Linked DNA regions of Homo sapiens: region 2 is linked to region 1. A link is an interaction called in ENCODE POLR2A ChIA-PET data of the cell type or tissue named here. Cell type or tissue: A673. All regions are shown on one strand. Links, peaks and the distances in the headings refer to the core of each region. The heading gives the core; the rest is flanking DNA.

What was found. Peaks named below come from ENCODE experiments on the same cell type or tissue, not always from the same donor. Only the 100,000 strongest peaks of a DNase experiment are listed, where the experiment ranks them.
Region 2: POLR2A ChIA-PET joins it to region 1 with 5 read pairs; 7 of 35 experiments call an interaction of 5 or more read pairs at or near these places.

The regions. Positions count from the first base shown.
Region 1 is chr20:44,024,583-44,028,976 of GRCh38, reverse strand. All of the region lies in intron 3 of TOX2 (TOX high mobility group box family member 2), which reads right to left. Among named protein-coding and RNA genes, the nearest start is that of TOX2, 110 kb to the right of the region's middle. In A673, for the core only: no CTCF peak of the experiment used is centred there; a DNase peak (open chromatin) is centred at 1,856; H3K27ac peaks cover 387 bases.
Region 2 is chr20:43,974,703-43,979,096 of GRCh38, reverse strand. All of the region lies in intron 2 of TOX2 (TOX high mobility group box family member 2), which reads right to left. Among named protein-coding and RNA genes, the nearest start is that of TOX2, 62 kb to the right of the region's middle. In A673, for the core only: no CTCF peak of the experiment used is centred there; no DNase peak of the experiment used is centred there; H3K27ac peaks cover 1,155 bases.

The DNA.
Region 1 (4,394 bases), core at 234-4,233:
AGTGGGGGATGGCCCAGCAGGTTCCCCTGTGCTCAGGGCAAGAGGCTAAAGGCAGGGTCAAGAGGCACATGGGGCAGATGTCATGGACAGGAGAGAGCTGAGGAGGCAGAACTGGCTGCCCTTGGTCACAGCAGGTGGATAACTAAAAATGACCTGTCCAAGCTGTGAATCCTCCAAATTCCTGAATTTGATCTTCAGTTTCTATTTCAAAAGGGGTCTGAGAGCCCTGCCCACAGCACCAGGACTGGGAGGGGGCATCAGAGAATCTGGCAGGGAACCTTTCCTCCCCCATCTGAGTGCCAGGGAGGGCACATCTTACTCCTTTGCGTCTTTGTCTGTCTGTATCACTGGAATGTAAGCTCCAGGAATCAGGGATTGTCATCAGTTTTGTTCACTGCTCAGGGCTTGGAAGAGTGCCTGGTACATAGTAGGGGCTTAATAAAAGTGTGAGGGCTGAATGAGTGCGTGAGTGATCCTGATGGAATGAAGCAGAGAAACTCCAATGTCTTGCTCAAGGTTTGCAGCTCTAAGCGCTGCAGCGAGGGTTTGGGAGCAGAAAAGTAGGTTATTTTCTCCTCCAGCAATGAGCTCCCCATAGACAGATGCCCCTCTCCCAGAACCAGTCCAGCCCCACCCTAGGCTGCTGCTGGGGGCTCTACTAGACCCCCTCACCCCCCTGCCCAGCCACAGCACCCCCTCTGGGAATGGGGCAGCCCCTTCCACCTGGGACCAGTTGGCCTCCTTCACCCCTACTCACTTTTGGACTCAGTTCAAATGCCCTTGCCTTCAGGAGGCCTTCCCTGGCTCCCCACCTAAATCAGGATCCCTGCTGATTCTCTCTCCTGACACCCTGTTATTTTTTCCATTGAACTTGTCACAGCTGTTAGTCGTACCTTCGGCTGAGTGTGTACATGGCTCTGGTTGTGTGCTCCATTTATGAAAGAGGGAACCGTGGCTGGTGCTTTGCTCTGAGCCGTTTCCCCAGTGCCCAGCCCGAGGTCTGGCACCTGTCAGGCACTCAGCACATGTTGAGGAATGAGCCAGGTGGGCTGGGAGCTCTAGGCCCCAGACTGGCAGCCTCCATGATCCCCTAAGTGGGACCTCCCTCCTACATCCTCCACCTCGAAGCATTTGAGGCACGCCATGGTCGGGCCCCTGCTTTCTCCAAGCCTCTGCTTGTCCTGCTCCCCACTGGCCCCCGACACACAGAACATTCCTGCCTCCTCATCTTTGCCTGTGCACTTCCTTCTGCCAGTGATGCCTCACCCATCCCCAAGCACCTAGGCACTGGCTGAAGTCAACTGGTGTCTGGGACCTATTTGAGCTCGACCAGCCACTTCATCTCTCTGGGCCTCCTCAATTAAGGATCTCCAAATGGGGCAGAGATGGAATCAGATCTGCATCCAGTAAGTTCCCACTGGCTGCCCCCATGGGGATGAACTGGAGCAGGAGACACAGAAGCAGGGAGACCAGGTCAGAGGCTTCTGCAGCTGCACAGGCTATGGCGGAGAGGCCTAAGCTGGGATGGGGCAGTGGAGGCGGGACAGACTCAAGGCAGGAAGCCTGGTGGTGGGTTCCGGGTGGGCTCAGCATGGCTCAGGGATCCCAGGCAGGTGGTGGGACCTCCGCATGACGGGGAAACATAAGAAGGAGGGGAGGGTGACCCACCCCCTCCCCTGAACGCTGAACATTCTCCATTCTGAATTGGCACATGTGCTAATTAAAACCATCTTTCCAAAGAATTTATTATAGGCTATTCTGAGCTAATTATAAATTCTCTGAAGCTGATCCTGAGCAGTTTGCTAATGCAGTGTTGAAATCTCTTTGGCCACCCTCATTTAAATTATTCATCAGGCCCTGCAACAGTTGTGAACTGTAATTTAAACAGTCAGCTCATGAATATTCAGTTAACACAACAAACACTGCCGTGTTTTACTGCCTCGCCGCTCAATATTTTGTATCCTCACCCGTGTTTACATGTTTTTATGAACTCTCGAGAAAAGTGTTGCCTGTGTTGAAGTGGCTGGTTAAGCCGAGACTGAAATGCCCAAGGTGGGGAGGAGGCGGCAGGAAAAGCTTCCCAGATCCTTTCCCAGGAGAGTTGTGGGTGCTCAGGGATGGGGCTCAGTGGCCTCACCCCACAGAAGAAGGAAGGAGGCCCAGAGAGGGTCAGAACCAGCCCTGAGGTCACACAGTGGACCTGAGGCACAGAAGGACTTGGAGTTCTGGGGTGGTTCCTACCGCCTAATTTACCACAATTTAATTGATGAAGGGGGTGTGGGGAGGTCTGGCCTGAGACAGTGTCAGGGAGGCAGAAGAAGCCACACATTTCCTGCTCTCCAGCACCCCCTTTTTAGGTTTATTACGGTTTATTTTATTTTTGAGGTAAAACAAATTCCTAGGGTTTTTTTAATCCATAATTTAAGAGGAATGCCCACTATTAATATCAAGGAGTAATTTTTAGTTCAAAATATGCTGTTTATCTTCTTTTTCCCCCTCTTCCCACCCTTTCTCCCTGAGTCCCCAAAGTCCATTGAGTCATTCTTATGTCTTTGCATCCTCATAGCTTAGCTCCCACTTATGAGTGAGAATATACGATGTTTGGTTTTCCATTCCTGAGTTACTTCACTTAGAATAATAGTCTCCAATCACACCCAGGTTGCTGCAAATGCCATTAATTCATTCCTTTTTATGGCTGAGTAGTATTCCATTGTGTGTGTGTGTGTCTATATATATATATATATATATCACAGTTTCTTTATCCACTCGATCGATGGGCATTTGGGTTGGTTCCACATTTTGCAATTGTGAATTGTGCTGCTATAATCACGCGGAAAGAAGTCATTATCCCCAGCCCCTTTTGGGCAATGGCCAAATGTTGACCAATCAGGTACAGCCGTTCAAGGCAACAGGCCATCTTAGAATCCAAGCTGGCTTAAAGATCAGAGTTCCCCCTACCCAGGACTCCATGGCCACGTCAGAGGACTATGTGTCCCCACCCCACCCCGCCAGGAGCTTTAGGGCCTCTCAACCTGTAAACAGTTTGGAAGGCTCCACAAATGGCTCCTCATTTATCCTCACATCCCTCCTCTGAGGCAGGCGCTATGATGGTTACCATTTTTTACAGATGAGAAAGCTGAGGCTGAAAGGGTGAAGAAGATTGCCCAGGATAGAGCTGGGGCTTGAGCTGGAATCTTCCAGCCCCAAGGTCCCTGCTCTCCTGATGGCATCAAATTACTCCTCCACTGAGGATCTGGGTTCTTTCTGAGAGTGGGGGAAGCTGTAACTCATTCCTCCCAAGGATCCAGACATGTGGTGGGAGGGGAGAAAATAACATTTTTCACACATAGGATTAGTTCAGATTTTTAAAAAGTTCTACAAAATTCAGTGCTGACATGAGGGGGAGAACTCTGATATCTCTGGCACCATGAGTGGGGGTGCAGCTGATGCAGAAGTTCTTGGCCCCTTCCTGGGCCCCCTTCACTGGAGCAGCAACCTGTCCCCCAGCTGCTGGGAACATCGGTTGGTGAAGGCTCTCAGCTGCCCCCTTCTTCAGAGGACACCACTTGCCAACAGGTACTGCAGCCCCAGGAGGTCACTCCATCCCCCAATCTCTGGCCAACGACGAATGGACATGGGGGTGCAAAGGCTACCCCTTTACCCTATGATGGGATCAACTGTGTGGTGCAATTTATGCTCCAGAACACCCCTGGGGGCAGGCAGAGGCTCGACGCATCCAAGGGAAACTTCTCTGTCTGCCTTAACATCTCTCCCTCCCTCTCCTGAGATCCCACCCTCAAAATATAATAATAATAAAATTTTTTAAAAAATCCTTTTCACCACTCCCAAAGAACCCATCCCAAGAGAGTTTATAATAGAAAAGATCAGAAATAGCCTAAATGTCCATCAACAGAAGGTTAAGTACATGATGAAACACCCATATGATGGAATGTTATCTAGCCACTAAAAGGAAGAGCAAGACCTGTAATTATGCACGTGGAAGTATACACATGATACACTGTTGCAGAAAATTGGCAGGTCCTAGAACTGCTCCAATAGAACACACTGGAAAGTACAGGAAAAGGCATCACATTCGGGTCCCATGTATGTAAATTTTGTACATATTTTTATATATTGTGTATATTATCTTTGTATATTGTATATCTTTGTATATTGTATATATTATTGTATATATTATCTTTGTGTATAATGCACAAAGATAAGACTGAAAAGATACTTAGTAAATGGTTGGGTTAATAATGATTATTTGTGGATGGTGCAGTTTTAACAATTTTTACTTCTTTGTATTTGTTGGTTTAATTTTTTTTTCACAGTGAACATGTGCCATTTTTTAAAAATCAAATCCACAAAGCTATGCTTTGGGAAGAAAGTAA
Region 2 (4,394 bases), core at 253-4,252, 50 kb after region 1:
TCCCCAACTCAGAAAATGGTACCACCATGCCTGAAAATGGGCTCATGGTAGAAGCCTAGGAGTCATCCTTTACCCCTCCGTTTCTCTCTCCCTCTATGTCCATCACTGTCAAGACCCACTAACTTTATCTCCAATGCATCTACTTCTTTCCATCCCCTCTGCCACAATCTAGATCTTGATCCTTTACTTGGCCTATTACCAACCCTCTCAACTTGGTCTCCCTGTATTCATTCTTGTCATTGAGAGCTTTTAAGACTGCAAATCTGATGTCATTCATGTCATTCAGTCTGACTCTAATACACACACACACACACACACACACACACACACACAAGTTCTTTCAATAATTCCTGTAAAAAATGTGAGCTCTTTAGCAGAAGTGGTATTTAGAGCTAAGAGAGTGGAAAACTCTACACACAGCCAGGAAGGCTGTGATGAGGAGGTGACATTTGCAGTGCCCCTGAAGGAACAAATAGGCATTTGTTGGTTGAAAAACACTAGGGGATTCCCATCAGAGGAAACAATGCATACAAAAACACCAAGTTGTAAATGAGCGCAAGAGGTGAACAGAAGCTCTTGTGTGACCAAAGCATTATATATGGTAAAAAATAATAAGTCATAGCTAGTTTTTCTGACTCTGGTTCTTTACATACTCTTAGTTTAGCTTCCTCTGAAGTACAGCCTGAGATGGGGATGCCTGTGAAAGTGACTTGAAGAGGGCTCTTAGAAGAAGGGCGGGAGGGAGGCAGGACATGACAGGGGAGGAGCTGAGTAAAGATTTGGCCTTGGTGGCTGGAGTCTGGCTGGATTAGCTGGAGCCCATGAGGAGTTGCAGAGTTGGTCACTCCTTGAGATAAGGATATCGGTTTCTAGACCTCCCCTTCTATCCTCTCCTGGGTTCACAGTTCCAATTTTCCAAAGAAAGAGTAGCTGTGAATAGTTAGCAGCCAACACTCACAGCAGCTGAATGATGAGCAGGACTCTGGTGAGGCAGCAACAGAATCCACAATACACACACACCTCATTTACTTCTCATGACACTCTAGGAGGCAGACGCTGCTACTCCTCCCATTTGATAGGAAGCTGCTATCACTTGCATAAGGAAATCTGGCCCATGCTGAGGCATGGAGGAGCTGGAATTTGAATCCAGGTCTGCTGAGTCCCAAGCCCACTTCCCTTTCCTCCTCACCTCGTCCCAGGAAGGAGGAGACTCTTTCTGGGTCACATCATCAGGAAATATCCATTTCTGTAACTCCTGGACAGAGTCTGCTCTCAACAGGAAAGAACTGACCTCTACCAGGTCCTCTACCCCCCTGGAGCTGCTGATGGGGACACAGCCCTATCTGAGAATTATATCTCATTCTCAGGCCACCCCGGCAAGTCTGGTACAAAAGTAACCCAAGGTCCAAGGAGGGAGAGGGAGTGTGATCATTTGTAGAAGCTAAAGCAGCTATGGGAAAATTTATGTGGAGTCTTGCAAAAACCAAACAATGGAGAATGTATTTGCAAAAAAAAACACTTCAAGCCCGTAGAGCGGCGGTGAAAGTTTTCAAAAAGGGACACAGTCAGCTAATACATACCCTAGGGGAACCTCTGTCTCAGCTGCGGTTTCTAAGTAAAGAAGATGGCATCTCAGGAGAAGTGTTACATTAAAGAACAAATTTGTAATACGATTTGAATGTTCTGGGCCAGACATAGTGACTCACGCCTGTAATCCCACCACTTTGGGAGGCCGAGGTGGGCGGATCACTTAAGGTCAGGAGTTCAAGACCAGCCTGGCCAACATGGTGAAACCCTGTCTCAACTAAAAATACACACACACACAAATCAGCTGGGTGTGGTGGCAGGCACCTGTAATCCCAGCTACTCGGGAGGCTGAGGCTGGAGAATCACTTGAACCCAGGAGGTGGAGGTTGCAGTGAGCCGAGATCAAGCTACTGCACTCCAGCCTGGGTGACAGTGAGACTCCATCTCAAAAATATATACATATATTGATTGGATGTTCTGGAAGCAAATGTTTTCCAGAAATGGCTTCCCACTGATATTCACAGCCTTGCATATAACAGGTGTCCAATAAACATTTGCTGATTGGGTGAACCTTGTATTTAACTGTATTTATAAAACATATTTTAAGCCATTTAGAGTGTTTATCCTCTGAATCCTCTAGTGGCTGTGAGGGCTTCATTTTACCCAAATGTTGATGTCAATCCTTAATCCAGTAATTTGGACAATACAATTCTTGCAGTTGATGAGACAACACATTGTGAGAGGGTGTTCACGTGTATGTGTGTATGTGTGTGTGTGTGTGTGTGTGCGCGCGCGCTCGCGTTGTGAGTTCAAGAAGCACTCCAGGGAAAAGAGGAAGGAAATATATAGAACTTTCATCATTCAAGTCTAGAAGCTAGTAGGGTCCCACTGAGCTGCAAGGAGCTATAGGTACCAGAAAAGTCTAAGTTATTTTTCAACAAAATCATCATGAATCATATCCCATATGTTTCCTACATGTGGTAGTTTGTAAAAAGGCCACAATATTTTGCAGCCTTTCCCATCAAGAGGTAGAGGCTATTTCTCCATTCCTTGATCTAGGCTGGTCCTGTGACTGGCTTTGACCAATAGAATGTGTTGGAAGTAGATGTGTGTTTATTTCAAGCCTGGACCTCAAGAAATCTTGCAATTTCTGCTCTTGCTGCTCTGGGAACCCTTCTCCTACCATGTGAACAACCTGGAGCTAGCCTGCTGGAAGCTGAGAGACCATGTGGAACACAGGTGAGCCTCCCATACCAACCAGCCCACTGCTGATCTGGCAATGTATTGCTGCTGCTAAAGTGATCCTAAGCAAGGCCAGAAGAACCACCCAACTGAACTCAGTTAAACTGCTGACCCACAAAATCATTAACCAGATAAACATTTGTTGTTTTAAGCCACTAAGTTTTGAGGTGTTTGTTATGCAGGAAAAACTAACGGATACACTATAAGAAATCTAACTGCAATTGCAAAATTTGTTCACATTAAGATTGGCTCATGCCACTGGCTAGACTTAATTAATCTCAGAGAATTTTGATATCTTCTTCATAAAGTCCTAAGTTAGGGAGACCCTCTGGGTCACAGCATAAAAGATTTAGAAGGACCCTCAGGAAGTCCAACCACCTTGTTCCACTGTTAGGGACATTGAAGTTCAGAGAAGAGCAGGGGCTACCATCACTCATTACACAAATATTTTCTGAGTGCTCTCGGTGTTCCAGACACTATGCCCCACTGGGATACACAGCATTGGACCAGAGAGACCAGATCCTTTCCCCATGGTGGTCACAGTTTAGGGTGGAAATCAGGCATTAACTAAGTCATCACAAGGTAAGTAGATGACCACTGTGACAAAAATTATGAATTTTTGTCACTATGAATTAAAAAGACCTGGTGCCATTTTAATGAGAATCATGGAAAGGGGACCTAACGTGGGTTTGGCAGTCACAAAGAGCTCTCTGCAGAAGTGACATTTAGGCTGAGGCAAGTCAGTGGACAAGGCAAGGGAGGCTTGTGGAGCTCCGAGTCTGAGCTTCACAAGTTTGAATGCCAGCTCTAGTGCTCCCTGGCTGAGTCACCTTGATTGAATCAGCCAACATCCTTGATCTTCAGTTGCATCATCTATAAAATTGACTGAACAATAACGTCTACTCATTCTCGAGGCTGTTGTGAAGATTAGCTGAAATAACCATTGAGAAAAAGGCTTTGCAAGCTGCAAAGTGTTGGGGGAATTGTTGAGGATATGACTGTTAATGGTTTGGGGAGGGTGACATTTATTTGTACCAAGTCTCCTCTCCAAACGACTGTGCTCTCCTCTGCCGAGGCCTAGAGCAGACACAGAGCCCCACTGAGTCCCACTTTTCCTTCTTGGTGGAAGGACATTGCCAATGCTTTCCAGTAGGTTCCAGAACAGAATTCACCATAATATAGTTCTGAAAACCAGGGCTCAATATGTTAACAAAAATACTATTTAAACATTGTGAAAAGGCTCAGATGAGATGTCAGGGCTAACTCTGGTCTGCTGAGATGAGACTTCAGTTGATTATGTACAATTAAATGACATCAGTGTACTCTTCCAAAATAACCACTTCCAAGGCCTGGAGTCTTGCCCACCAGTCTTGCATGTTGGCGCATGTCAATGCAATATAAAGGCAGCTTTGCAGCAGCAGCATTATGCTCACACAGGGACAGGCCAGAGAGGGGCATGGTATGGTGGCCCCGGCATGAGCGATCCTGCAGCGGCAGGGGAGGGGGCGCAGCACCCTGCAGCAGAGCTTCCATGCCCCACTGAGACTACAGTATCTTCCTCACTAGTAGTGCCCCCTAGGGCCACAGGCCCATGTCTTACTCATCTATGGCCTCCATGGGACCTG